Linked DNA regions of Homo sapiens: all the other regions are linked to region 1. A link is a contact called in ENCODE Hi-C or POLR2A ChIA-PET data. All regions are on one chromosome and are shown on one strand. Each heading gives the region's core, a stretch centred on a gene start or an enhancer-like site at or near the end of the contact. The rest is flanking DNA. Distances are from core to core; before and after follow the strand shown. Region 1 overlaps IL16 (interleukin 16). Region 2 has its middle 13 kb from the start of ZNF592. Region 3 overlaps AKAP13 (A-kinase anchoring protein 13). Region 4 overlaps AKAP13 (A-kinase anchoring protein 13). Region 5 overlaps AKAP13 (A-kinase anchoring protein 13). Region 6 overlaps AKAP13 (A-kinase anchoring protein 13).

Region 1 (5,053 bases), core at 118-2,617:
TTACTGCAGATGCTTACAAAGGAAACCTACCTTTAATGTTGCTTCATCCAGAACCTTCACCTCCTCGATGAGTTTTTTTAATTCTTCTGAGCTCAGCAGGGAGATAACGGACTGACCAGACTGAAGGGAACTGTGGTCCCCATCATCGTCTTCCTTGGCTTCCGTGAGACCCTCTGTATATTCTCTCAGCTCTGAAAGGCTTTCATAAGGAGAAACAACACACAGTATGAACAACAATATTAAAAAGAGGTAACAGTGATTGTATAATTACTATGTCCCAGGTGTGGTGCCAAGCACTTATGTGCATATTATTTGATGCAACAAATCTATGAGTAGATACTAGCATACCTTCACTCTACAGATATTTCCCAGCAGTGTAAGAATAATAAATAAAACTAATAAATGCAGAGCTACTTTGATCAGAGGGAAGACCAAGCCCCAGCCCTACAGCAGGGACCCTATGGCACGTCTGACATCCTCTTGGTTCTGCATAGAAGGTCTCATCCATCTCCTAATTTCAACTGACAAGGAATCTGAGGGTGAGCATGGAAAGAACCTGCTCATAGTCAGAATCAGTGCCTAAGCTGAGACTAGGACCCAGACATCCTAACTCCCTGACGAGGGAGTTGAACCCACGTGCAGAGTACAAGTGGATTCCATTTGGAGAGTAAGAATTCCTGATGGATAATTTCCTGGCCTCATTCTGGTCTTTCTGAGTAACCGCAGGACATTTCAGATGTGCATCAACCTTCCAAATCTCCACAGGCGTATGTCAGCCCTCATGAGCAATTCACCAGGGAGCCAGTCCCACCTCCTACCTCCCAGCCCTCCTGAAGCCAGATGTTGTGAAAACTCCTCCTTAATGTGAAAGGCAGAGGTGTAATACCTACAGACAGACACACACACACTCAGACATCTGCACACACATGGAAAGAAAGAGGCAGAACAATTCTTTAATCAATATATCTGGGAATTTTTTAAATTATATATAGGATTATTTTTAAAAATAAAGATGAGAAAGAAAAAGATGAGAAAGGTAAAGAGAAACACCGGGTGTAGAAACTCACTTGAGCGAGAACCCTGTGTCCAAGGCAGATGTTTCAGCAGAACCATTTGCAGCTGAGTCTTCGTTGGATGATGATGTTGGAGATGCCCCTTCCTTGGGGATGCAGGGAGTCTGGGCACAGGAGATAGAAGATGGAAGGCACAGCAAGGATTTCATGACAGCCGATGACACTTGGCTGCTGATAGAATAGAGTTTGCTGGTCTTTTCGTCAAGTAGCTTCGTCTCACAGGACTGGGACCTGGTCAGGGGGAAGCTCCGTGCTCGCTGGCTAGGCATCTTGAGCACTGGGCCTTGAGATTCCTCAGCCTGTGTTGACAGCAGCCTTAGGAGCGGGTCCGGGCCAGGGGGGAGAGTTTTCTGATTGGGCTGCCGCCCTGGGGGAGGGGACTCAGACACACCTGGGTCTCTGGCCTCGGAGGCTGCAGGGGACCCCGAGGACAGTACTTGCTCAGGCTGCTGGGGCACAAGAGTGGGTGCAGCCCCTCGCCCCAAGAGTCCAGAAAACCGTCCTTCCTCATGCTTCCCAAGAGGTTTTGCTGCCTCCCCAGAGGAGGGCTGGAGGCTCAGTCTCTGGGCTCCTTTGTCAGGCAGTTGAGAGGAGCCAAAGGTTTCAAAGGAGCTGATTCTCTGCCTGATGGAGGAGGAGGAGGAGGAGGCCCGGATGTGTGATCCTAGGTGCTCCCTGGAAGCAGGTGCTGGCTGGGTGGACAAGGCAGGATCAGGGAGCCCTCTTGGGTCTGAAGCACGATTCCTCAAACCTTTCAAGCTTTGGCGAAACCAGGCTGGCTTGGGAGCCACAGGAGGACCTTTCTTCACAGTGCTGCTGTCTGCTGACTTGTAAACTTTGGGAGTGCCATTGGCGGTGTCCAGCTTTGGTGGGGTCCCATCTGGGTGGCCCTGTGTCCCTTCTTCTTCATTCAGGCTGGCATTGGGCTGTAGAGGCATGTGGCCATGGTTCTCACTCATGATGGGGCTAAATAAGTTTTTGATGCAGTCAGAAATCCTAACCCAAGGGTCTTCGGCTGTGGTATCAAAGCTATAGTCCATCCGAGCCTGCCTCTTAAGCAGTGGGTGTTTTATCGGGGATGTTTGGGTCACTACAGTGCAGAAACAAGGCCAAAGCTGTGCATTACATCATACAGTGACTTTTCTTCCTAAATTCTAGTTTCCAAGCTGAACAGCAAGAAGGATTCAAGAGGAGGAGATTAGCAGAAGTGGGGGACACCCAGGTGGGTGAACTCCAGGTGCTATTACCTGACTGAGCTGCCAACAGGCAGGAGTGAAGGACCAGAAGTAGGAGTTAATCTCACAGTATCCTAGTGTTTTAGGCCTGGAAGGGTGCTCAGAGAATATCTGGGCCGACCTCTGGCATATTACATTTCAAGAAGGGTAAGGGGCCATCTGATGGCAGTGCTCAGGCAAGACCCTGTGTCTCCTGACTCTTGAAGTTCATGTCCTTTCTACTGCACTAAGGAGCCTCCAAGATACCATGTTAAATGTGTAAAAGCCAAAGCAGTTCTCCTGCCGTTTAAACTTTTAAGACAAAGGTCATGAGTTGGCAGCTGTTTGTGCTTTGACCTACCCGTGTCATTAAAAACAAGGTGCCTGTGCACAGCTTCTGATGGGGCCACTTCGGCTTCCCACAGCTCTTCACGCTCCCTCTCACCCAGCCAGCATTTCCCATGTATGTACCTGCCTGGCCCTGAAGCCGTGTGTTTGCTGCTCTGCCTATACACAGGTCATTGATCAGCTTGCTCTCGGCAAAGGAGTGTTTTCCCTCCCTCAAAAGCTGATGAAAAGGTTCCAGGTAGAAAGGAATCTGTGAAGTAGGATTCTCCACCTTGGCTACATACTGGAATCTGGAGGGCCCTGAAAAATACTGACGCCCACCCCTAGGTACTGACTGAAGATACCTGGGATGCAGCCTGGGTGTTGGGAATGTGATGAGCAGGGGATTGCAATGTGCAACCTGCTCTGTGCCAGCCAGGACCTCAGGCATGCCCTGGAGCACATAGGAGTCTTTCTCAGAAGCCAGCATTGAACCAGCATCATATCTGCATGGGTAAGGGAGAGGGTGTCCTGGCTCTCTTTCCCAGGGGCAGAGGGAGGCTGGCCTGTGTGCCTTGGGGGATGCTTGCTACTGGAACGCAACCCAGTTGAAGGAACTCTGATCCCTCCTGTCCCTTGTCTCAATGCCAGGTTTCAAAAGAAGTGAATCATGGAGCATTACACCTTGATGATATCAAAGAGAAATTCTGCACAATCTAAGAGACTGGCCTTGGGCAAGTGAGCCCAGGCCTCCAGCCTGTTTCTGCATTTTTGAATGGCTTGGCTGTAAGGTGCTGTTGTGAGAATCAGGAGGCAGAGGTTCCACAGGCAAGCCCTTTGCAGATTGGAGTGACAACCTCCTGTCAGTTAAACACTGAGGCGTTTGCTTTTGCTAGAATGTTCCTCAATTAGGGTGACTAAGGGAGAGGAGCCTCCACCCACAGGGCCTCTGCTCTGGGTGAGATGTGCTAGATCTTTCCAAAATGTCCCTTAGCCCTCCAAAAGTCTTTCATGAGCTTTTCTGTAGTGTTACTCAAACAGTCATATGTTTTATAGTCTATATGTTTATTTCCTGCCACTACTAGTTGCTCCTTGGAGGCAGGACCTGACTACCTGGTCTCATCCCTTTCTCTCTCTCCCCCCAGCATCTAGCACAGGGCCTCACGAAGCCAGCATTCAATGTGTGCTTGCTGAATGCATCATATGCTTGGGGTCTACGTGCTCTTCCACACATTGCTGATGAGTGAATCTGGGCTCAGAAAGGCAAAGTAGGTTGCTCAGAATCATACTAATGACAGACAGATCCAGGATTCCCTGACTTCAAGTCCTATGCTCTCTCTAGCAAGCAAATAAATATTCAAGTCATGTCTTAGCATTGTCAGGTGTACCATGTGGACACACCCTTGCTATCCACCTCATGGAGGAGGTGACCACTGGTAGATGCTATTTATACTTTTCTGGCGTTGCATTCTCTGACTCAGAAATCCTGAATGCAGCAGGACTGTTGCAACTGGAATGTTGGCACCCTAGAGGTAGCTGCCCAGGATGGCTGGGTGGGTGTGTCTTTGGACCTCTTCCAAGGGCTCCATCCTCCCAATTATCCAGAATGGCCTGCATTCCTGCTGCCACCCCCACAGCATCACCCGTCCACCCAGGAGGCTCCCCACCCTGGACAGCACCTCCACGGTGCTGCTGCCCAGCACCTGGAACCCTTGACTGTTGATCAGCCAGGTCCAGTGGTGATGTCAATGCAGAGCACTCTGATCCTCAGGCCAATTTGTGCTCTTATCTTATCCCTGCACCTTTTTTCAAAAGACCCTTCCTTTTGGAAGATCTCAATGAAAGCTTACCTGGGCTGGCTCTTCTCCACCCTGGCTCGCCCTCTGTGGAGGACTTGGTCTGTGGGCCGATACCAGGTCCTGGGCAGCCGGCAGAGGCACTAGGGCTTCTCCCTGCTGTGTCTTCCTGTGGTAGCAGCAGTGGCAGCAGCTCTCTCGCTTCCTGTGGTGTAAACAGGAAGCGAGACCATGTCAAAACGGTAGCCTCAAGCTGTGAGAAGGCGAGACACGCTTTGATTGGGACGGAAAAACGGATATTGAGCTGCTTTCAGTGAGAAGTTCATCAGCAGCCATGTAAAGAGGATTCTTTTCTCCTTGGTGCTGACGTGGCAGAGCCAGCACCTCCTAGACATGCAGAGCATCCCTTGACTTCCAGCAACCTGGTATCCAGGTCATGGGCTCATACTGTTGACATACTTGAAGACCCTGACTCTTTATGATAGGAACAAAAGGCTTTGAGTGTGGAGGGACTGGCATTGCTTCAGTTACAACTGCATCTGGTGAACTACCCACCCCGGGAGGGTATAGGGCAGCGTAGAAACAAGGCAGCAAAAAAACCTGGCAGCTAGTGTTCCCTAAGGTTAGAGCACTCAGGAAAATG
Region 2 (4,593 bases), core at 939-3,438, 3.4 Mb before region 1:
TAACAACATTGTATATGAGATTCTCTTGATCCACATCCTCTCCAATGCAAGCTATTGTCAGATTTCTTCATTTTTGCCACTCAAATAGACATCAAATGGAATCTCACTGTGGTTTTGACTTGTACCTCTCTGATGATTAATGAAGTTGAATATATCTTTATATGTTTATTGACCATAAATGTTTCATATTCTGAGAAATGCCTTCTCATAGCTTTGTCCACTTTTTTCTATTGGTTCATTGTCCTTTCTTCCTTAATTTTACTATGTTTTTGACAGTTATGGGCTTTTTCTTTGAACTCAAGTGTTCAGAATTGAATTAATCATAATTTTCATGTAATGTGATTTTTTTCCCCTGGTTACAAAAGTAAAGCATGCATGTTATAAAAGAAACAGGTAAAGAGTGCAGACATGTTGAACATAGAAAGAAAAGTCTCCTTTACTCTCAGCTCCACCCCACCTCCAGGCAAGAATAACTCCCATGGACAATTTGTCATTCCATGTCTTTAGATTTTTGTTTTCACATCTCTCTCCCAAATTAGATTGATAGTCTCTCGAGGGTAAAGACTGTATTGTATTCATTTGTGTATTCCCACCCCTAGCATAATGCCTGGTTCAGATCAGGAATGAAATACATTATTGTTGAATGAACTGCTGAAAGACGAGTTAGAACATAGGCTTTGAAGTTAGAAGACTTTGGTTTGCCTGGGGCAGAGAATTCAAGCAGGAGAAAAATGGGAGTACTAGTAAAGTGTGTTGGGCTTTGATTACTGAAAGCCTTGGCTATTGGGCCAGAGTGTTTGATTTTTATGTTGGAGGCAGTGGGGTGAGGGCATTCAAGACTTTTTAGGTAGAGAAAATTATTTATTCATATATGTATGAATTATTCATATTTATATATATATATATTTGTTTGTTTGTTTGTTTGTTTGTTTTAGACAGAGTCTCACTCTGTTGCCCAGGCTGGAGTGCAGTGATGTGATTTTGGCCCACTGAAACCTCTGCCTCCCAGCTTCAAGTGATCCTCCCACCCGAGCCTTCCTACCAGCTGGGATTACAAGTGAGTGCAACTGCACCTGGCTAATTTTTGTATTTTTAGTAGAGATAGGGTTTCACCATGTTGGTCAGGCTGGTCTTGAACTCCTGACTGCAGGTGATCTGCCCGCCTCAGCCTACCAAAGTGCTGGGATTACAGGCATGAGCCACTGTGCCACCTGGCCTATTCTTATGTTTTTACCAGCAACAGAATTAAAATGAGACATTGACAATCTAGTCATCTACTGGCATTGTACAGGATGTGAGGCGGAGGAGAAGGGGGAAAATGAAACTGGAGACAGAAAAATGAATGAATCAAGCAGTTGTGGCCGAATGCGGTGGCTCACACCTGTAGTCCTAGCACTTTGAGAAACCAAAACAGGCAGATCACTTGAGGCCAGGAGTTCAAGACCAGGTTGGGCAACATGGCAAAACCGCATCTCTACAAAAAAATACAAAAAAAAAAAAAAATTAGCCAGGTGTGGTGGCGCACAGCTGTAGTCCCAGCTACTTGGGAGAATCCTTTGAGCCCAGGAGGTTGACCGAGTGAGACCCTGTCTCAAAAGAAAAAAAAAAAAAGTTATTAACTTGGTATGGACACAGACTCCTATGACAAACTCATGAGAACTGTGGCTTCTTTCAGAAAAGTAGCTATAAACCTAAGCCCCTACATTTTTTGAGAATCCCTGGATTAGTGTCTTTTTTTTTTTTTTTTTTTTTTAAGACAGAGTTTTGCTCTGTCGCCAGGCTACAGTGCAGTGGCATGATAGCTCACTGCAACCTCCACTTCTTGGGTTCAAGCGATTCTCATGCCTCAGCCTCCCGAGTAGTTGGGATTACAGGCACGTGCCACCACACCCAGCTAATTTTTGCATTTTTAGTAGAGGCAGGGTTTCACCATGTTGGCCGGGAAGGTCTCAATCTCCTGACCTCATGATCCGCCCGCCTCAGCCTCCCAAAGTACTGGGATTACAGGCGTGAGCCACTGTGCCCAGCCTAGTGAGTCATTCTAAGAGTGAAAGAATAAGAACTTGCAGCATGTATTTATTTAGTCAGACATATTTATTAATCCCCTACTATGTATGTGCAAGGCACTGAGCTGAGTGCTGGGAACAGACACCATCCAGTATGAGGCATGCATTATGGTATGACATAGTGGTCAAGGGCACAGACCCTAAGCCCAGTTCTCTGCCTTCAAACCCCTGCCGGGTGACCTTGTTTAATAAAGCAACTGTACTCCACTTCTGTTTTATAGGGACAATACTGACACCATCCTCATGGGCTGCTGTGAAGATTAAATGAATGCTTCATGAGAGCTTGGGCTTGATGGCAGAAATGAGGGAGGAGAGAGAGGGCAGTAACTATGCGGAGGGCGGATGAGGGCAAGGAAGAATTTTAAAGGATGACAAGATTTTAAAGTAAAGCAGGAGAGGCTGAAGGTGCATCAGTCATGATCTGTTCTGTCCCCTAAGGGGGGCCAAATGGTGGGAGGGGAGAGATCGAGAGCAAACGCAGAGAGGCTGGCTTTAGCTAGGAAGATACTTCCGCTTGTGAGCTGGAGGGGAGGAGTCAAGTGTGGGTGCAGGTGCTGACTCTGAAGTAACCGCAGGCAAGAGGGAAGGAATGTCACCAAGGGGGGAGGGGTGAGGAAAAAGGAAAAGTTGTAACACACTGTCTCAAAGAGGGGATCTAGGAAGATGCAAATGTCAGGGATTATTCAGGACTGGTGAGCTGATAAGGGATACTGATCTGCCTGGTTGGGTAACTTCTGGTGGTCATGGGAGCTACAGGAGAAAAGCATTAAAAAAAAAAAAAAGGTGGGGTGGGGGAAGTGGTGAGTGCAGAATGTCACAGTGGTGAAATCCGGAAGAATAGAGACAGGGGAGGCTGGCCATTGTGGCTCACGCCTGTAATCCAAACACTTTGGGAGGTCAAGGCAGGTGGATTGCTGGAGCCCAGGAGTTCAAGACCAGCCTGGGCAACATGGAGAAACCCAGTCTCAATAAAAAAATTAGCTGGGCATTGTGGCACATGCCTGTAGTCCCAGCTATTTGAGAGGCTGAGGTGGGAGGATTGCTTGAGCCCAGCAGGTGAAGGCTGCAGTGAACCATAATCGTGCCACTGCACTCCTGCCTGGGCGACAAAGTGAGACCCTATCTCAAATAAAAAAAGAAAAGAAAGAGTTGGCCGGGCACGGTAGCTCACACCTGTAATCCCACTGCTTTGGGAAGCCAAGGCAGGCGATCACCTGAGGTCAGGAGTTCAAGACCAGCCTGGCCAACGTGGTGAAACCCTATCTCTACTAAAAAATACAAAAATTAGCCGGGCATGGTGGTAGGCACCTATAATCCCAGCTATTTAGGAAGCTGAGGCAGGGAGAATTGCTTGAACCTGGGAGGCAGAGGTTGCAGTGAGCCAAGATCACGCCACTGCACTCCAGACTGGGCAACAGAGTGAGACTCTCTCTCAGAAAAAAAAAAAGCGGGGGGGGGATTTGCTGGATTTGCCAACCCACTGGTCTTTACTGAAGTATCTTAAGGGTCACTAAAGTGTCACAGCAGGTGACTCATGGCAGAGAAGAAAAGGGAGAAAGAACAGTGAGGCAGTAAACCACATGCAATCTGAGAACACTGACTTTGCAATGAAAGGGAAAAGTAAGACATTAACCAGAAAGAATAACAGAGTGAAATGAGGTATATTTCTTTCTAAAGGTCAGAAAAGCTGTACTACTGCTATTTCTTCTTCTTCTTCTTCTTCTTCTTCTTCTTCTTCTTCTTCTTCTTCTTCTTCTTCTTCTTCTTCTTTTCTTCTTCTTTTTTCTCCTTCTCCTTCTCCTTCCCCTTCTCCTCCTCCTTTTCCTTCTCTTCTTCCTTCTTCCTTCTTCTAAGGTAAAGGCAGCAGTTGTAGAGCTGGCAGGAGAGGGAGGAATAGGGCTTCAAAAACTTAGCTGGAGGCCATGAGCAGTGGCTCACACCTATAATTCCAGCACTTTGGGAGGCCGAGGTGAGCTGATCACTTGAGGCCAGGAGTTCAAGACCAGCCTGGCCAACATGGCAAAACTGCATCTACTAAAAATACAAAAAACAAAACAAAACAAAACAAAAATTAGCTGGGCACTGGACTCCAGACTGGGTGACAGAGCAAGACGCTATCTCAAAAAAAAAAAAAAAAAAGTCAACTGGAGTATGATGCCAGCATAATACTATTGTAATTAGCTTCTGTGGGCCAGACATTTTCCATAAGAATATGTTATTCCCAATTTACAGAGGAGGAAACTGAGGCTCAGAGAAGCTAAGTCATTCGCCCAAGATCACACTGCTAGTCAATGGCAGAGTTAGGATTTGAGCCCAGGTCATATGACTCCAAAACACCAAAGCTTGCCTGCCTAATACCAGAGACAAGCAGAAATGTTAGCACTTTGAGGGAGAGGGGATACTTCTGTCCGCACCGAGGAAGGAAGAAAGGATTGGAAGAAACATATATACTAATGATTTATGTTCATTTATTATTTAGAATTATTCTCCTTCCCACACGAATATATAAGCATATAGATTTTTAAAA
Region 3 (4,617 bases), core at 1,974-4,473, 4.1 Mb before region 1:
TGGCATGCAGTAAGCAGTTGGTACTTTCTAGATGAATAAATGGACTCTAAAATAGATTGTGGGCAAAATCAAGAACCACTTTGAATGAGGTAATCTAAGCCAAATGTAAACATTACCACTTCCAGGAAGCCAACTCCTCTCCCATGCCAGAATGAATCATGCCCCTCAGTGCACTCTCATTCACCCAGCAGCCTGTGCTAGAAATTCCCAGTTATTCTGGACAACTACCACCTCCTAATTCCCACCATCTACTCAACAAGTTTCATCCATTCAACTTTCAAAATGTCCATTAGATCTGCTGGCTCCCTTCCAACCTCACTGCATTCAAGCCCTCACAATCTGTCCAAAACTATGGTAATGGCCTCCTCTAACTTGTCTGAGAGGCAATGCTCCCTTCTCCCTCTGCCAAGCCACTATCCTCTACTGCTCACAGAATGAGGTATCCAAAACAAAACCAGACTATCCTCCCTTTTGCTTCAAGAGGACAAACTAAAAGACGCTTCCACCCACCCCATTTTGACTTTCTAACCTAATTCGGTGACCACACCCTATCCACACGAAATAATTCTACACCTCACTGCTCACTGAGTTCAAACACACCAAGCTCTTTGACGTCTGTTTCTTTGCACACAGTGTATCACAGCAGAACCATCATTCCATTCTTTCTCTCCTCAACCCAGGCCTGGCAAATTCCTACTCATGCTTTAAGACCCAGCACAGGCCGGGCACGATGGCTCATGCCTATAATCCCAGCACTTTGGGAGGCCAAGGCAGACAGATCACCTGAGGTCAGGAGTTGAAGAACAGCCTGGCCAACATGGTGAAACCCTGTCTCTACTAAAAATAAAAAAAATTTTAAAAAAATTAGCCAGGCATGGCAGCGCATGCCTGTAGTCTCAGCCACTCGGGAAGCTGAAACAGGAGAATCTCTTGAACCCAGGAGGCGGAGGTTGCAGTGAGCCCAGATCGCACCACTGCATTCCAGCCTGGGTGACAGAGCAAGACTCCGTCCCAAAAAAAAAAAAAAAGACCCAGCACACCCGTCCCATCCCTCATCCCTCATCTGTGTTCCTTAGAAGCCTGTATACCACAAAGTTGGTACTCTAACATTGTTACACAACAAATTTCCATATCTCTCACTATACCCCAATTATCTTTGCATTCCTAGTGGCTGGTGCACATTCCTTCTGCTTAAATATTTCTTCAATGAGCTTATACTACTTGTAACTAGCATAAAATATATTATTTCTGTTTTGTAAGTAGGACAAAAAATCCAGAGATCTTATCCTCCAGAGACATACTCTTTGTGGCCTAGGACTGTGCTTTACTCTCCCTTGGTTCTTTCAGGGCCTAGCCCATAATATGCTGTCTCATATTGTCTGCTGAAAGGAATTTCAAAATAGAACTACCCCTAGAAACCATCAAATTAGCTTTTATTATGCATTTTTCTCTCAAAGTGTCTATGTTCTCCTAACACAAAATGTTATGAAATCTAATTACATTTACAAAAATTAGCAAAGAAACAACACTGCAAACAACTTATTAGCCAATTCATGTCTCCTAAAACAGTAACACAAATAACATAAGTAGTTTATTTCTAAATAGGAATTCAGACTGGAAAGGTCAGTAACTGCTGTATATAGTACCTCTTCTTCTACCTTCCAATGTCCTATACCATAATTGATCTACACTTAAAGAAAAAAAATTCTCCCCAATTATAGGTACAACCACAGACAAAAAATAAATGCTTGCTGGACACATATGTGTCCAGCAACGAGCAATATGGTATATAAAATAGGTACTGTTTTTCCCATCTTACACACAGTGGAACTGCAGCTCCAAAAAAAAAACAAAAAAAAAAACTATTTTCTAGTCTAAGGTCACAAAAATTAGTTGAGAGAGAGCAAGACTTGAAACCACAATCATAAAACCATACAATGTCATGGGAATTTTAATCATGGTCCCTTCACTCTTCACTCAGGATGGTAAAGCACACTTACAGGCACAATGGAAATAACTGCACTACCGTGGGGTGTGCAGTCTTAATCAAAGATCCAGAGAAATAGTTTATTTATCCACTCTAGTTTTTGTATCTTAAGAGCATTTTGGTCTGGCTCAGTGGCTTACACCTATAATCCCAGCACTTTGGGACGCCAAGGCAGGAGGATCGCTTGAGGCCAGGAGTTTGAAACCAGCCTGGGCAACATAGTGAGACCCTGTCTCTACAAAATAAAAATTACAAAGTTAGTTGGGCATGGTGGCACATGCCTGTAGATGCAGCTACTCAAGAAGCTGAAGCAGCAGGTCTGCTTGAGCCCAGGAGTTCAAGGTTGTGGTGAGCTGTGATCACCAGTGTACTCTAACAGCCTTGGCGATGGGGCAAGACTCTGTCTCAAAAAAAAGAGGGTGGGGGGTGAGGGCAGGTATTCTACCAGTAGTATGACATGCAACAGAGAGTACTTTCTTCAAGAGACACATACAACACCTATCATTTGTCCTAAAGGCTACTCCGTTAGAGAAGTCTGGAACGGCTTGCAAACTGCAACAAAAAGAACACTGGCTTTGGAATGAAATTGACTTTGGCCGAAGTTCTGGATCCTGCCCTTACTAGCTCAATAAGTATCCTAGCTTCTTTGTATCTCATATTTCTGTAACTAAAACACAGAGATAAAATCTTCACAGGTTAGTGAATAAGGCAAATAAACAGCATCTAGCACATAGTAAGCACTCAATAAATAAATAAAGTTTCCTTCAACCTTTGCCAACCCTACCAGAATTTTGTCTCCAATTTTTGTATCCACACAAGATTAGAATTCAAATAACTTACCCGGTCCATAGTAAAATCAGTATGTGAATCATGGATTTTTGTCAAACTCATTTGTTTCGTGGATACAAACTTCACAACCAAAGTTAACAAAGTGAGCTAGAAGCCAAACTAAACTAGAATCTGGGTCTTTTAAACTACCCAGTTCAAAGCTCTTTAGTAAAAGGGGAAAGACTAACACCATACGAAGAGAAACCAGAGTATAAGTTCAGAACACAGATTCAAAGGCACAAATCTTTCAGGAAAACATCAGTAGAAACAACAAGACACCAAGACAAAACTAAGTCTGAATCGATTAAAACACATGACTCATCTATTCATAAGCTCTAGACTTAGAAGTCACATTAAGAAACTTCACAATGGATCTTTAAAACACAAAACAGACTTTAAACAATGGTAAGGAAAGCTCACCAGAATGTGCTAGGATACAGCATTCCAGATAGCTTATAAAAAAAGAAAAAAACACAACCACTGCTACATAAGGCCCTACTGAGTACTAAGAATGAACACACACAATGATAATAGCTAGAAGGAGGTAAGTGCAAGCAACGAAGGCAAAATAACTTTAAAGATAGTAACAATTTGTCAAACAAAGGCAAATTAATCATTGGCTTTTCAACACAGCCACAATCTAACAGCCATTCATTCAGTAAAGATTACTGAGCCCCTACCATAAGCTGGGAGCTAGGTACTAAAGATACAAAGGTGTGACACTAGCCCAGTAAAGGGAATGAGATATACAAGTACAACTTTACAACCAGGATAGGAAACAGTGTGCCAGAAATGCTTGAGAGGTCAGAAAGACAGCTTATAACCAACTGTGAGAATGAAGCAGGGTTTATGTAGGAAACATCCTTCAAGACTTAGCTTGAAAAGCTAAGGCAGAATTGGACATGAACAGATGGGAAGGAACATTTTGTGTGTCCCTAGGGTCTAGCCTCCACATTGGCACACAAAGTAATCAATATATGTTTCTCAAATGCATGAATGGGCAAAGGCACATGATGATAAATAAATACTTCACCACAGTGAGAGAACAGTTTTTAAAGCGTGTTGTTGCAGAACCAAACTGTGGCAGGCCTTACTCAGATTTTATTCGGTGGGCAATGAGGAACTACTATTTTTAAATGGGGCAGTGATACGACCAAAACTGAGCTAAAAGAAGAATAAACTGACAAAACATAAAACAGGTGACAGCTAAAAGAGAAAACCTGCCCTTAACTATGCTATTGACCTTATCTGCATCTGAGGTAATTATGCTTCAATCTTGGTCAGTCCCTCTCCTTAAAAATCTTTTACACTAATGATTTCTGATGATGTGTGTAGTAAAGTCAGGATAAGCTAGATTATACTATGGTAACAACAACCAGAAGGTATCAGAAGTTAACACAATGAAGTTTACTCCTCACTCACTCAAAGATCACTATGGCTCCAGGCAACTCTCTGGGGCAGCAATCCTTCAAGCCTCAGGGCAGTATTCCAACCTGATTTCATCATGTGGTACTGTCATAGCTACTTGTGCTTCCAGGTCCCAAAAGCAAGGAAAGAGAGAGAGCATTTCACGTCAGATTTTTTTTTTTTTTTTTTGAGAGGAGTTTTGCTCTTGTTGCCCAGGATGGCATGCGATGGTGTGGTCTAGGCTCACTGAGAATCGCTTGAACCACCTCCCGGGTTCAAGCGATTCTCCTGCCTCAGCCTTCCAAGTAGCTGGGATTACAGACATGCGCCACCACGCCCGGCTAATTTTTGTATTTTTAGTAAAGACAAGGTTTCACTATGTTGATCAGGCTGAT
Region 4 (4,834 bases), core at 1-2,500, 4.4 Mb before region 1:
AGGTGGGCTGAGCTACTTACGCTTGTTTCTCATAATGACCGTGGGCAGTGATGATGTGTCATGTGCCTGAAGGCTCCCTTTGGGCTGCTAAAGAGAAAGAAAGTAAGTCCATTGACAATTCACCTCTGACAAGCCCTGAGAAGCCGAGTAGGAAGGGAGCAAGCAGTTCAGCTTCCTTTCCCACTCTGCTTTTTGCACTGCCCTAAGCACCCTGTGTCCCAGCCACGGTCGCCCCCAATTGCCATCCTCTAAGCCTGCCACGTACTCCAATGCCGTAGATGCTGTCTATCCTGCCTGGAATGCTTTTCTCACCTTCAGAAGCATGGCATTCTTCCCCTTTAAGACGATTTAAGGGTTGCCTCCTTGGTAAAGCCATCTATAGCTTCTCTCCTCTCCTCACCCAAGGCAGTGACTGGCACCTTTCTCATTTATAGTAACTGTCCGTCTTCCCCAGTAGATTGCTGGTGCCTTAAGGGCAGCATCTTTTGACTTTTGCATTTCATTTCCAGTAACTAGCATTTATAAGGTGCTAAATTATTGGGTAAAATACTAATTTTAGTTAATACTTTCGTTGTAGCCATGTAGCAAAAATACTTTGAGAGATTATACACTGAAGCGATTAATCTGAGATAAATCATTAGAAGAAATAGGTTACTTCCTATTTAAAATGAAATTCCAGGCAGGGTGCGGTGACTCACACCTGTAATCCCAGCACTTTGGGAGGCTGAGGTGGGTGGATCACCTCAGGTCAGGAGTTTGATACCAGCCCAGCCAACATGGCGAAACCCTGTCTCAACTAAAAATATAAAAATTAGCTGGGCATGGTGACGGGCACCTGTAATCTCAGCTACTTGGGAGGCTGAGGCAAGAGAATTGCTTGAACCTGGGACATGGAGGTTGCAGTGAGCCAAGACTGTGCCATTGCACTCCAGCCTGGGTGACACAGTGAGACTCTGTCTCTAAAATAAAATAAAATAAAATAAAATAAAATAAAATAAAATAAAATTCCCCCTTTTAGGTTATATTCTCTTATATGGGAGATGCTATGTCTCTATCATGATCATTCTGTATAAACTAGTACATTCACAACAATTGAGTCTTATCAGAGATCACAAACTCAAATGACTATGGTGCCGGCAGGCAACAAATGACAGAAGCAAGCTGGGGTGGGGTGGGGTGTGGGAAGGCAGTGGCAGCCTGGAACTGGCATATCCTGTCTAAAGGAGGCAGCACCACTCAGCTCCAGCCATCCCTCCCTCCCTGTGAGGTGCTCAGGCGCCACTGATGGAGCCAACTCCTGCCCTCAGCCTGCTTAATGAGTTTGGAGCTTATATTCTAGTGGGGGGAAGATACAGACTATAAAAAACTATATAATAATAAATAAAGATGGGTAAATACAGACTCTAAGAAGGTGATAAGTACTATGGAAAAAAGGAAAAACTGGGAGTGCTGGGTACAGGGAAATATCAGGGAGCCAAGGGTTATAAATCTTCCAGTTTTTTCAGGAGAACTTAAGAATCCAAACTGATATAAAACATGATTTTGAAAGAGCTGCACTAACTCACATTTTAAAAATACTACATGAGCCAAACAAAATATGTGTCCATAGGCTAAAGAAGATCTGGCTATCCTATTCTTTGCCATTTTGACACTAGTTTTAGTGCTTCTCAAAGTAAGGTCCTCGGACTATCAGCATCATCTGGGAACTTACTAGAAATGCAAATTCCTGGACTCTCCCCCAGAATCTGAGACTCTGGGAGTGGGGCTCAGTAAGTTGTCTTTCAATAAGCCCTCGAGTTGATTCTGATGCACATTCCAGGTTGAGGTCATGGCACTAGATAACTGTGTTTGGTGACTGACGAAGCACACAGCTCATTAATCATCTGTGTCGACGAAGTTGGAAAGCACTCCTTTGACAAGGAATGAAGAGACACTTACAGGCGACTAGAACATTGAAAACCTCACAGGCTACCTAAAAGGTATGGCCCTTAACCCACACTTTTTTTTAAGGGCCACTGGGAAAGCATGATTACATAGCATACATGCTCAGGGCAGATACCACCATAAAACAGGCACTTTCTATTCTTACGTCATGTGATCAGAGCCACCTATATTACATACCTGAGGAGAAAAGTGCTACCAGACAGGCTGGGGCTAACCATAACACCCTCCCCACCCCCACCAGCAGGTCAATGCCCCTGACCTCCACCTGCTGCCCTGATAGTCCTGAAGGAGGAAGACAGGTGTATGAACAGCAGGGTAGGCCTGCAGACGTAGTTAAGAAGAAAACCACTTTAAGAGCAATACGGAAATATTAAAATCACGAAGAAATGTATATTGAACGTGAAGAAGTTCTGAAAGCGTTTTCTTTTCTGAAAGTCTAATTCTCCAGTGTTACTCAAGAAGAAGATTGATCGCTTAAGAGAAAAAATATTTTTTAGTTATAATTTGTTCTCAAAGTTGGTACCAAATGATTAAAATAAACAAAATCCACCACAACCTCAACTCTCCCAACTCCCGAGGATTTTGCTGGTTTAAACCCTTTTATTTTAAGCCTTGTTTTAGCCAGAAAGTCTTACCTTCATTTTGACCTTTGCACAGGAGGCTAGACTTTCTCGGCAGCCTTTGTGGACAAAAGCACTGCAATCTGAAAAGAAAGCAAACCCAAGGTCACATGGACAAAGCAAACAGATCCCAGATTCTGAGTTTCCACTGCTGCCACAAGTGGCCTCTGAATTTCAAAGTGAAGTCACTCACATGTGAGAATGTGACTGAAATTACACACTGCAGTCCTCTTCTAGGAAGCAGGTCTGTGATGTTATTTGGAGGAGGAAAAACACGAGCAGATGTGATTTTTTTTTTTTCGGTGTTTGTGTCTTTATTTGGAGACCAGGAGACAGATTACAGCTTAATGAGAGGAACAACGACTCAAGTGATCTGATGGGAAGGGTGAGTTTCCTGGCCCTTAGGAAGCAACAGATGTGATTTCTAATCAACAAAAACTAGTAAGTCTGGAACTTTTCAGACAGGAAGCTGAGAGGCTACCAAAACTAAAAGTGAAAGTGTCTGCCATCAATGTGTAAGTCTAAATTACAAATAAATACATTAATAAAGCCCCTAACAGGGGTTACAAAATTTGTATGACTGTAATAAAGCACAGAATATAAAATCTGAAAAGCTTAACTACGCTGGGCTTTTTGCACCCCATTCTCTGAGACAGGAACCACACATGAAAGGTCACTGGAACCCCCACATGCACCTCTGGGAACTGTGACTTAAGAGAAAATGGAGACTTCTTGAAAGATAAAGCAGAAACCACAATTTGGCAAGGACAGCATTTTATCTCAATTCCTTTACTTTTCACTCCCTTGGCCTACAAGGGCCACTGACGTAAAAACCCAAGCCTCTGTGTCTCAGAAGGCTTACCATCAGCTCTCAGCGCTGCTATAAAGTCACATAACAGAACTGTTCCAGGAAGCCAGAGGTAAAGCAGAAACAAATGAAAGATCGGCCTGTGGGGACACTCGAGGAGACACTCTCATGGGAAGGGCTCACTCAGGAAATCAACCACAGATACCATTCACTAGGCAATGCCTCACAGACTGATTCAGGAAGCATCACAGGTCCTGTCTACATCAACTCACCAGTTAAGGGCCAACATCTCTTTTGGGCCAACATCTCTTTTAGCCCAGACACATGGATTTGTGGGGGACTGGAGTGATGATGGGGAGGGAAGGAAACCAGAAAGGAGACTGCTAGAATCCCAGACCTCAAAGGCCTATTCCATGCCTTTTGTAACACTTCCTTTAACACCCACTTGGTTCACAGGTCTCCTCCTTAATACCACTGGCACAGTGTATTGAGACTCTCTTAGGTTTTTCTCTATCCCCTCTCTGGGGCAGGGACCATTCACCCACTGCTGAATCTTCAAATTAAGACTCTCCAGCATAGTGCCTAGCTCATGCATCCTATTCAAATGCTCCTCTCTCGGCCCTACTATGCCTATTTAAACTAAAATTAGATGAATGCGCTGACACAGCCTTGATTACAGTATGTCAAACATCAATTTAGTAACACAAAAGGACAAACAGCTGTCAAACTAAATTTGACGTAGGTCCTGGCTCTGCATGTATGTATGTACTAGTATGACCCTAGTCCCTTCTTGACAGGCCTCCGTTTCCTCATCTATAAAATTAAAAAGGAGGAATCACATTTTCCCCCAGGTTCCCTCTGCTGTGATTCTATCAGATGGGTAAGTGAGTTTCAGGCTGCTGGACCCACAGCAAGAAGCATAACAAAGTGGTCGAGGCAAACGGCTTTATTTATTTTCTAGTAAGCCAAAACATGTTTCTGCCCATCCTCACGAGCACTATTCTTACTCAGGGTGTATGGTGCACCTCCCCTCCTCTGCCACAGAGATGCCCAGGACTTGCAGCTGGCATGCTCCTTTCTGGTTTCTTCCTCTCCCATTAGTTGATCCATCATATCCTTCCCATGCACAGACTTGAAAGCCCACCCCACTCAAACCCTTTCTCTTCACAAATCCCCACTCAGCTAAAGTCTTTCAAATACATCATCTTTAAGTCCATTTCTCTTTCCCTTCTACAGAAAAAGTATAAAAAGACTATGAAAAGGCAAAGTCAATGATTAGTAGATCTATGTTTTTCAGCGTGCTGAATCCTCAATATATAATGCTGAAGAGAATAAAGCAAATTACAAAAAGAGGTACTGTATGGTAGTATTTATGTAGGTTAAAAACAAAAACAAATTATATGTTGTTTATGTATGAAAATAAATTATAAAACACAGACTACGAATGCACTGAATTCATGAC
Region 5 (4,847 bases), core at 1,385-3,884, 4.4 Mb before region 1:
TCAGGTACTACTACCACTACTACCACTACTGCCACCACCACCACCACCACCATCACCACCACCACCACTACTACTACTCAGTAATAGCGTGACCCTAGGTAAATTATTTCTCTGAGCCTTAGTTTTCTCATTTGTCAAATGGGAGTAATCACAAAAGTACCCATCTCATATGTTTTTTAAAACATATGACAATTAGGTGAGATAATACATTTCTAAAGCATTTTGCACAGTGCCTGGCACACAGTGAATACACAATAATGCTTAGCAATATTATTAATTACTCATAATTTACTGGAAATGAGTTTCATTAGCTCATTATTCTCCTAAGCCAACACAGAAAGGTATTGCTTGCAGTAAGGGAAAGGAAGTTTTGATGTGAGCAGGGAAGATAGAAGAAATTGGGGAGTGGCTAAAGGACAACGGTGCAGGGCAGGGAGGATAGGAGAATGCACGGATGACAGGAAGGAGCCTTGTTAATAATTTTTCTCAAAAACCACCTTTGTTGTTCCTCAAGCTAGATACCAACAGGGTCACTTCCTTTAAAAAAATGGGGTTCCAGGGAAAGGAAGTCCCAAGGCTTAGTAGCTCACTCCTCTACCCTGAGTACCTAGGGGTGCAGGAAGGCAGGAAAAGCAGGCAGTGTCCCTAGGTTGGAAAGATAAGCTTCCTACGCCGTGCTCTCTGACCTCTTTTGTGAAGCTCCTTTCTTTCCTGTGGTCTTCCCTCACTTGTCAGAGTGGCAACAGAAACTGATACTCATCTTGTGCTTCCTGTGTGCCCAGCCACTGCCCAGGTGCTTCTACTTACTGAGCAGGCCAAAACCGGGCTAGGTACAAAGCACAGGGGACACCAGCAAATGAGACATGAGACTGGGTGAACAGTGGGGGCACTGGGCTGAGAGTCAGGAGCTCTAAGTGCCAGATTAAGTTGGCCATGTCACCTTAAGAATACTGCAGGAATGTCAGAAATGTTCTAGAGACAGACTGAAAGCAGAGGACTCATATGACATCAAGCCTCAATCTAAGAGAGGCTGTTGTCAAAGCTTACACAGTCATGAAGAGGAACGGAAAGGAATTCAAACACTGAAAACTTGAAGAACTACTGATGAGTGGTGGGTCCTTAATGAAATATCTAAAGCAGTCAGGGACATTTCAGGTGGACACCATCCTTAGGAGGCCAGGACCATGGGGATATAACCATGCTCTCCATAAAAGGTCCTTTAGAAGCACTGTTTGGCAGAGTACTTGGCTGGCTTATCAGTATCAATGAAATAATTTCCTTTCAAACCAACTGGACTACAAAGACCTACCATTCACAAGGTAAGAGGTTTTACCTATTGTCAATACCATTGTTATGTCCTAAAAAAATTCCAGGAAAATGGGTGTCCCAAGTCAGTGATCATGACAACTACTAAATGCCTTAACATTTTGAATCAATGTCTTCTACATACATCATTTCGTCTGACTCAATAACTCTGAAGTGGGCAGGGTGAGCATTATGCTTCCCATTTTACAACGTAGAGGATAAAGATAATAAATAACAGCTAAAAATCTGAACAGTTACTACGTGCTAAGCACTGTAGTAAGCAATTTACATGTATTTTCTCACAACAACCCAATGATAATACTAGGTATTATCTCCATTTTACATCTGAAGAGATTGAAGCTTAGAGATGTTTAATAATGCATTTGAGGCCACACGCCAATAACTGCTCAAGCTGAAATTAAGATTCAGATCTGGCTGACTGTAAAGCTCAGCTCTCATACACTGCACTATGCTGCCAGGGACTGGAGAGGTTGGTTGACTTGCAAAAGGTCACACAACAGATGATCAGCACAGTCAAAATGGGAACCCAGGTCTTCTGACTTTCTGTTCAGAACCCAACCACTGTAATGAAATGGTAAATAATTGCTAGATCTATGATTCATGTGAAGTCTTTTGTTAATCAAATACATATAATGAACATCTAAGAGCCAAATTACTACACTTTTGAACTATAAAAAATAATGAGAGAGGAAGGGAGAAAAACTCCTTCACTTTACAAAACAGGAAGCTGTTCTGAGTGAAAATTGGTAATCACTAAAGTACATAAAACTTTAGTAATAATCAACAACTAAATTTGGGTTTTTTCAAATAATTTCTTTCTTTTAACTAAATTTTGCTAAAGGTTTTTCCATGCATAAAATGTTAAATGGAAAAGCATCTGATTTTTTTGCTCAGGAAAGTTAAATTATACTTCAATCGTTTAAAAAATCTTTTTATGGCAACCAGCTTATCCTCTCAAGCCTTGCAATGCTCTTCAAACCTGAATAAATAAGAAATAGCTTCCCTTTGCAACAATCCAAATTAGTTCTTCCCAGGATGGAAACAAAACAAAACAACCAACTCCACTGGCTCTTTCTGTGTTTACTAGAATTTAGTGCTTTAAAGAAGTCAGGCTCTTACCTCCCCATGCTTTGGTCCTATGAATCTCACTGTTATGTGGGGTACTTCATGAAACCGAGCCCATTTTATCGACATGATTCGACCCCCATGCCAGGAAGCGTGCTCTCACAGAAGCGGGGGCGCATGCCGTCAGGGCAGAGCTCAGCAGCTTTGAGCTGCCATTAGTGAAATCGTAAGAGGAAGCCAGAGACTGGCTGAGAAAGGGAAGGAGGGAGGGCTGAGGCTGCTTGTTTCCTTAAGACAGTCTTAACTGTTTGAATGCTGCTGCTAAAGCCAACAACCCTTGTTACAAAGGATACAGGAAATGAAACGAGACCTCACTCCCCCCAAAAACAGTGTGTGTGGACAGTGCTTAAGCAGCAATATAAGAACTCTAGCAAGGTTTGAGGCCAAGTTTTTACACGGGAAGTTAAGGAACACATCTTACCTATTTTAAAATAGACTCCTCATTTTGTAAAATGCAGTGAGTTTCATAAGAAAACTTTTCAGTGAAGTTGCCTGGTGTAAAGTGGTGACTAGTTATTTTCTGAAGTTTGACTTTTCCATGTTTAACAACTGGCAAAATGCTTTAGCTGTGTGCTGGAGAAACAGGCTAACGGTATTTAACAGGGATAGATGCAGGTAACAACTGCACTAGGACACTATCAAAGGTGATTCTTCACTTTTCCAAAAATACCCCTTTATACATGTAATTACAATAAAAAGAACACTCTGGACAACTGTGAAAACATGATATGATCAAACAACTGTCATGTTACAGATCTTTAATCAAAGAAGGAATGAGAATTACATTTAAAATTAAGTCTTTGTAAACACTACTCTAGGAGGCACTTCTGAAAGGCCTATGGGTACAGCTCTTTTTTATACAGACCACAGGACCTAGGAGCTGTAACTGAATGTCCTGTTACAAAGTCATGTAGTATACTTGCAGCTGTGCAGGAATTTAACCTGTGCACTCAAAAATACCTACTTCAAATCAAATAGATTTGTCTAAAACATTTCTAACCACCTCTTGTTTGTCTACAAAGAGGAAAGCTTAGTATTAGGTTGGTGCAAAAGTAACTGTGGTTTAGAAAAAAGAAAACCAGTGTGATAGGATGGTTTGAAGAGGGTCATTCCACACTCCCTTTGTGAACTCGAACACCATGCATATGAGTGTTTAAATACTCTGTAACACGCAAAATTACTTAGCAGGAAACAGCACTATCTCTCAAAGATACTAAGACAAAAGCAGAAACTGCCAGTCTTCCTGCTATACTTCCTGTTTAGCATCCCCTCTCATCTTCCACAAACACATTCAATATATTTATCTAATCTAATCACTTATGCCAGTCGGTGATAATTCTCAAAAGGACATAGGATCAAGGACTCAATTTCTTAAGTTTATATACAAAACCCAGTGATCCAGACAAAATATGTTACCCTCCTAGGAATGTGAACAGTTTACTGCCTACTGGCTTTTGGCTTCTTTGGACATGTTTAAGAACTGTTTATCATCACAATTATACAACTGAATGGAATATATCTAGGTTAATCACTATAACCTATTTTCATAAAGATATATATATCATGCAAAAGGAAAGCAGACATTTTCAAATAATCCTTAGACACTTCTCTAAGAGTTACAGGTGGCATTTTAATATTATATTCGGTAGATGCTTAAATTTTTCCTTTAAAAGATGTAGGTCTAGTTTTATTGTATGGTAGATTAATAAAACAATTGGATCAGACGGTCTCTCACAGCATCTATTTAAAAAATAATTTTTAAAAACTGAAAATTTATCATTTTCACAGAAAAATCAGTGTCAATATCCATAGTAGCACTTTCAATTTGTTAACATTATGGAGAAGTAACATTATTCAATAGTTAAGAACAAGATTAGAGTTAGCATCACTATGTTAAGAAAATTTAATATTCATTAATTTTTATGTTACCATTTAGAAAATACAGTACTTCTGCATGGTAAAATGCTATGCAGATACATAGCAGAGTGAGGGTATTTAACACAAAATATACTGCTTTACTATTTCCCCTATTTCTTTCCTCTCTCTCTCTTTTTTTTTTTTTTTTTTAAGAGACAGGGTCTTGCTCCATTGCCCAGGCTGGAGTGCACACAGCGTACTGCAGCCTTGAACTCCTCGGCTCAAGTGATCCTCTTGCCTCAGCCTCCTGAGTAGCTAGGACTACAGGTGTGTGCCACTACGCCCAGCTAATTTTACAATTTTTTTGTAGAGATGAGGTCTCACTATACTGCCCAGGCTGACCTTGAACTCCTGGTCTCAAGTGATCTTCTCATCTCAGCCTCAAAGTACTGAGATTACAGGTGTGTACCACTGTGCCCCACCCCCACCTTTTAAAAAATCATCTTTTGCTACATTGACAAAAGCCAAGCTGTTCCAAT
Region 6 (4,979 bases), core at 2,161-4,660, 4.3 Mb before region 1:
AAACTGATTCCTGTGCCTTACTATTCATACAACATGCTCCAGGTTTCATGTGTTTTGTTTTGCTTTTGCGTTAAAATGGAAAAGTATTCTTTTGTTGTCAGCGGCTAGTGTCATTTCTGACCCTATGCTGAGCTATTCCTTTATCGCATGGTTACTGGTTTTCCCTAGCCTTTGTAGGCGCTTGGAACTAAGCGAGGATCCAATTCAATGTCTTTTGAACATCCATTTCACTATTGACTTTTTATGACAAATCTGAGTGTAGCACCAACTTGCATATGGAAAACTAAATTCATAAGCTTCAGGGGAACAGATTAATAGCTGAAGCTAGGTAGTCCATCTTGGCCATCATCAAAAAAGCAAGGATTTGTACAAAACAAAAAGGAAAAAGCCACTGAGAATGAGAAAAAGCCTCTGGGACAAGTATGACTTTCACTAACATACAACACACTCTGATCCACCCATCACTGTAACCAGTAAGAATGAACTACTCAGCAGTTACGTCTTATTTTTAACCCTTATTTCTTCCAAAACTGAAACCTAATCACAGACTAGCTATCCCTTTCTTAAGAGAAACGTTTCTGCGCATGTTTTCTCAAGAATTACATAGTTGTCCTCTTGCTGGCCATGTTGACAGACCAAAAACAGTGGTGGTTTTTGTTACCTGACCACCACATGGTCAAGCAAATACAGGAAGGAAATGATAAATGATGTCTGAGGCAAATTTAGGCTTCTGACACTTCTTTAAACGGGACTCATGATTGAACAGTCAAAATTCACCTTAATAATCCAAATGCAAATGGAACTGTCATCTCGATTTCATGTGGAAATGCATCTGTGGTTATTAACCTAGTGATGCCACTACTCTGGCAAGAAAAATGCTCCCCACACTAAAGAGCACAGAAGTTTCTTTCACCAAAGAATAAATTATATTAAGATTTTATTCTAGGAGCACATGACATGTACAAAAGTCTACCTTAAATTTGTAAGAGTTACATTTCTATAGATGAACCTCTTTTCTTCCTTCTTTGACCTTATAATTATATAATCTTACCAGCAGTTTAAAAATGGGTAAACAAGTTTCCTTGCCCAAAGAACCAAAATCTGTGTTAAATTTCATAAAATGTTATTAAAGTTAAAATCTGACTAAGCAATCCCCTTAGAACTATCCCTTGATCAAAACATCTCTAAGTGAGTCAGAGTAATTTCTGGGGGGAAAGAGGGTTGCTTTCCTCTGGGGATGTGATTTTTGGTACCTCCTTCCTTTCCTATACCTATCAACTTTGAAAAGATGCATCTTGGCACAGCAACCAGTCACACTAGAAAACAGTGATTACTCACACTTGACGGGTGTCGGCAGCCTCTGCAGGACTGGCGTGGCTCAGTCATGCATCACTGATTTCCTAAGCACTGTGGTCAATGCTTTTGGTGGGTCAAGGGCCACATCCCCTTCTTTCAAACTGGCTCCTTCCAAATCAGCAGTTAAACCTATGTCTTCTCACTCACAAAACAGTATGATTAAATCTATGAGTAGAATGTAAACTTGATAGAAAATACCCTTTGGCTCTGAGATCACACTCAGGTGCTTTTTCTCTAAAGTAATGTGACCAGGGATTTTCCCAATCCTGGCCATTTTCTGAAGAAAGTACCAATTTCTTCATGACTGGCTACTTTCTCTGTAGTCTGAGACCATCAATACAGAGTTCCTCTGCAGTTTGAGACCATGAGTATGACTCCTTTTGGTAACAGGACAAGTAACTCACCTACACAAAATTTACCAACCTCAAGCCCATATATACTGCTGAAAGTCCATACATTTTTCTTCCTTCTCAAAACCTCAAAATCCTAAACATCCGTCATTTCTCACCATCTTTACTATATGTGCTAATAAAAATCAAAGTCTGAAATTCTCCCTGGTTTTTACTTTTTCTCATAGGATACTACAGACACAATCCCCACAGAGTTCACACTTGCTTGAGTCAAATTCTGACCACTGAGCCAGAAAGAGAAATAATTCCGGCCCATGTGGCCAAGGACGCAGCACCGAAATGAAAAGAACATCACCAGGCATCAGCTTACAGCCACTCCCATTCTTCTGAAATGCCAACCTGCCAGGGCCCCCAAAATAGACTTGTTGTTGTGGCTTTTTTTAAAAATTAGAGACCTCATTTAAATCCTGAGACAACAGCCAGCAAGTATCTATCACTAACAATCCAAAACATTAATAAAACTAAAAAGCTAAAGTCATCAAAAATTCTACCTCGGATTCCTTAAATCCCTCAACTGGGGAGGAAAAAGATTATAAACGGCTAAAAGCCCTTTACCAGGGAAAATAACCACTGTATTTAAATTGCGCTTCTTCCAAAGCAACTTCTTTTGCTCCATTGATTCATTTCTCTCCATAACCCTCCCCCACATTCTTAATACATATGTGTAAAGGGATTTTCAAAAATTGAAAAGAACAGCAAAAATAAACAATAAAGACAAAACAGGCTGCTTCTTACCTACAAAAGCCTAGGGGCAAGCATGGAGATAGGTCTTCTGTCTACAGCTGGTAACAGGTGGTGGTATAGAAGTGTGCATCAAACTGACCTTTAAAGACTTCAGGAGCCAAGATCGTGTCCGACTCCCGTTTCAGCTTCAGCCTCAACCCCCGTTAAGAAGTTTTATTCAGATAGTTTATTTCCACGGAGCAATAGCGGTTTCTCTTTGCTGCCTCGGAACATGGTTACCCACAGATGGAACAGGCTGCTGTGTGAGCAATCTGCTCAGTGCAGCTGCTTCACCAAGATAAAGCAGACACAAGGTCTGCCCTGTGACAGCAGCTCAGCAGACTGGGCTTGGGCGGAAATCCTGCATCCTATCCCCTGCACTGTGCAGGGTCTTGAATTCTCAGACTGCTGCCCAAAAGCAACAGGCAATGGAACTAGAGGTCCACTCCCCAAGCAGGAAAAGGAAGGAGTTCCCCGTCAACAACACCCCTAGCCCAAAAAAAACAAAAACAAACAAACAAAAAACCACCAATGACCTAATACCACCATTTTGGATGTTGGGAAGTCAGCTCAGAACAATACTTACAGCTGTTCATGAAACCACTCTGACTCTAAATTTGCTCAGAATACAGACTAGGATGATAGGGGAGGAAGGGAGTTTCAGGCTTGTAGATAAAACACAGCTTTTTGGCACTGTTTTCTATGGTACTAGAGAAAAGGATTAAGCCATGTGAATAAAAACATCTGCTAAATTCTTTCACCACTTTAGAGTACCTGTGATCTAGGCATTGTTTTCTAGGTTTGCAAAGTTGCAACCACTCCAGAATGAGACAGGAGTGTTTATAAGCTTAAGCAACCAAGCAGTAAGTCTACAATACAGGAAGCAAAATCTGTCCAACCCTGAGATGACGTGCCCCTCCTGATGGTGGTGACTATTAACTTGGCTACCTACCCAATGAGTGCAAGGCCTCAAAACAACAAAGATGCCTATATTTTTACCAGGACACCACAGTGACTCTTAAGGGAATCTGCTTCTCAGACTGTTAATTTTGTATTATGTTTTGCTTACCTGCTGCTGGCTCAGGCCCCTGGACAGGTAAAATGATCTTCTCTGGCTCCTCCCTTCCAGCAAAACATCCTGCAAGGCTCCCCGTGGCTTCCTCAGGAGTACTGCCCATTGGTAGGCTCTCCCCAGGTGGGAAAGTACTCACTTTTTCTGTAAAAGCACTCTCTAGTCCTTTAGTGAGAGGACCCAACTCAGGGCTGGACAGTGACATGTGACAGGCCTCCCCCTCAGTAAGCAGTGCTCCAGCGGCCTTGACTTGTTCGATGACAGCATCCACTATACGGCTGGCAGCCTCCTCTATCAAGTCTGCCCCCTTAGGCAGAGGTGCGTCCTGGGCAGAGACCATGCAAGGTAGAGAGGGAGTGCTCCTTTCCCTGCCTGAAGGCGGGGCTCGCATGACTTCCCTCACACCAGCTGGGGCCCCATCATCATGGGCTGAGAGCTCCATGTCTGTGGGGAGCTCCTTGGCAACAGGCTGCAGTAGGACAGGATGTGCTTCATCGTCTATTTGGGCTTCCTCAGCGTCACCCATGGTACAGCTGTGGTCTGCTCCCTCCAGCTTCCCTTTCTCCCAATCAAGAGGTATCATCTCTGGGGTTCCAACTCCCTGTGGGTCAGTCACAGCTTTGTCCTGTAGAGCCACTGGCAAACCTAGAACGGCATTCTTCTCTTGGCTCAACAAGACGTTTGGAATCAGGATGTCTTGGGTGTTGTGTGATATATTCTCTCTTCTGGGCTCAGCCATACCTTGTAGAGCATTAACCCCTGTAACATCCACCGTCACATCTCCACTCACCTCACAGGCACTAGTTTTTCCCTGGGATTGAGTGTTCTTCACTCCAACATCCAGAGGAGAAGGCTGACTGCAGTTAAGAGCATCGGACCCATCAGACCCATCTGGCAACAGACATGGCAACAGAGCGGAGCTGTTGTGCTCTGCCCCCAAGGCTTCCTGCCTTGACTCTGTGGCCAGACTTGCTCCTGGTGGCACCAGGCTCTGGGCAGCCCCACCTTGAGTCAGCAGTGAGACTTGTGGGGCCACTTCCTTGTTATGTTCAGTTTCTGCCTTAAGAAAGGCAGAGGATGCACCCGGTGAATTACTTAGCTGAAGTGCTTTGTCCTTGGCACAGTCAGCTGAGATTGATTTTTCATGAAATTGTTGAGTATCTTGTCCAGGAGGTGGTGTTCTCTGCTCTTCCTGCAAAGTTCCTGAAGAGAGAGCATTTTCCTTAATAGAGGAACAGGTCACCGCTTTATCCTTATCTTGTTCCTGAGCTGCAGAGCTTTCTGAAACCACCAGAAGTTTTCCTTCTTCAGTCAAAACTGAATCTAAAGCCAAAGTGGCCTTACCCACACTTTGCAGGGAAGAGTCAGTGTTCCCCTTGATATTCAGAGCTTCTGGGATTGCTGGAGGGGCGGGACCC

What was found. Hi-C counts contacts between places; a loop is a spot of excess contacts on that map. ChIA-PET counts read pairs that join two places held with the same protein, here RNA polymerase II (POLR2A). Pooled maps may share reads with other maps.
Region 2: a pooled map shows a loop between it and region 1 (12-fold over the local background). The contact joins two enhancer-like sites. A Hi-C loop is called at or near these places in 6 of 37 single-sample maps with no recorded cell type and 9 of 50 pooled maps.
Region 3: a map with no recorded cell type shows a loop between it and region 1 (11-fold over the local background). The contact joins two enhancer-like sites. A Hi-C loop is called at or near these places in 1 of 37 single-sample maps with no recorded cell type and 4 of 50 pooled maps.
Region 4: a loop to region 1 is called in a map of GM12878, with 5 times the contacts of the local background. The contact joins two enhancer-like sites. A Hi-C loop is called at or near these places in 3 of 168 maps with a recorded cell type or tissue (CD4-positive, alpha-beta memory T cell and GM12878), 10 of 37 single-sample maps with no recorded cell type and 11 of 50 pooled maps. POLR2A ChIA-PET finds 5 or more read pairs at or near these places in 1 of 52 experiments (activated CD4-positive, alpha-beta T cell).
Region 5: a loop to region 1 is called in a map with no recorded cell type, with 13 times the contacts of the local background. The contact joins two enhancer-like sites. A Hi-C loop is called at or near these places in 3 of 168 maps with a recorded cell type or tissue (CD4-positive, alpha-beta memory T cell and GM12878), 15 of 37 single-sample maps with no recorded cell type and 13 of 50 pooled maps. POLR2A ChIA-PET finds 5 or more read pairs at or near these places in 1 of 52 experiments (activated CD4-positive, alpha-beta T cell).
Region 6: a loop to region 1 is called in a map with no recorded cell type, with 8 times the contacts of the local background. The contact joins two enhancer-like sites. A Hi-C loop is called at or near these places in 1 of 37 single-sample maps with no recorded cell type and 3 of 50 pooled maps. POLR2A ChIA-PET finds 5 or more read pairs at or near these places in 1 of 52 experiments (activated CD4-positive, alpha-beta T cell).

Annotation. Positions count from the first base shown.
Region 1 is chr15:81,296,490-81,301,542 of GRCh38, reverse strand. It overlaps IL16 (interleukin 16), which reads right to left. Exons shown (of 19, transcript NM_172217.5): 13 at 4,465-4,615; 14 at 1,068-2,163; 15 at 31-199. Among named protein-coding and RNA genes, the nearest start is that of STARD5, 25 kb to the left of the region's middle. RefSeq lists enhancers at 2,803-2,852, 3,026-3,075, 3,781-4,345, 4,346-4,912. Within about 2 kb of position 1,367, at least 7 of the 41 ENCODE cell types and tissues checked have a DNase peak (open chromatin) inside an H3K27ac peak, as active enhancers do; they include GM12878, where a contact is called at or near this core.
Region 2 is chr15:84,733,291-84,737,883 of GRCh38, reverse strand. No RefSeq gene overlaps it. Among named protein-coding and RNA genes, the nearest start is that of ZNF592, 13 kb to the left of the region's middle. RefSeq lists enhancers at 1,339-1,398, 2,679-2,768, 2,789-2,848, 3,355-4,258. Within about 2 kb of position 2,188, at least 23 of the 41 ENCODE cell types and tissues checked have a DNase peak (open chromatin) inside an H3K27ac peak, as active enhancers do.
Region 3 is chr15:85,403,642-85,408,258 of GRCh38, reverse strand. All of the region lies in intron 1 of AKAP13 (A-kinase anchoring protein 13), which reads right to left. Among named protein-coding and RNA genes, the nearest start is that of AKAP13, 25 kb to the right of the region's middle. Within about 2 kb of position 3,223, at least 7 of the 41 ENCODE cell types and tissues checked have a DNase peak (open chromatin) inside an H3K27ac peak, as active enhancers do.
Region 4 is chr15:85,705,832-85,710,665 of GRCh38, reverse strand. AKAP13 (A-kinase anchoring protein 13) reads right to left here. Exons shown (of 37, transcript NM_007200.5): 18 at 2,580-2,647; 19 at 21-87. Among named protein-coding and RNA genes, the nearest start is that of LINC02883, 50 kb to the left of the region's middle. RefSeq lists enhancers at 1,907-2,036, 3,009-3,318. Within about 2 kb of position 1,250, at least 6 of the 41 ENCODE cell types and tissues checked have a DNase peak (open chromatin) inside an H3K27ac peak, as active enhancers do; they include GM12878, where a contact is called at or near this core.
Region 5 is chr15:85,687,703-85,692,549 of GRCh38, reverse strand. All of the region lies in intron 16 of AKAP13 (A-kinase anchoring protein 13), which reads right to left. Among named protein-coding and RNA genes, the nearest start is that of LINC02883, 69 kb to the left of the region's middle. RefSeq lists enhancers at 761-850, 1,001-1,050, 4,644-4,847. Within about 2 kb of position 2,634, at least 31 of the 41 ENCODE cell types and tissues checked have a DNase peak (open chromatin) inside an H3K27ac peak, as active enhancers do; they include GM12878, where a contact is called at or near this core.
Region 6 is chr15:85,580,687-85,585,665 of GRCh38, reverse strand. AKAP13 (A-kinase anchoring protein 13) reads right to left here. Exons shown (of 37, transcript NM_007200.5): 7 at 3,559-4,979. Among named protein-coding and RNA genes, the nearest start is that of LINC02883, 180 kb to the left of the region's middle. RefSeq lists a silencer at 3,994-4,288. Within about 2 kb of position 3,410, at least 33 of the 41 ENCODE cell types and tissues checked have a DNase peak (open chromatin) inside an H3K27ac peak, as active enhancers do.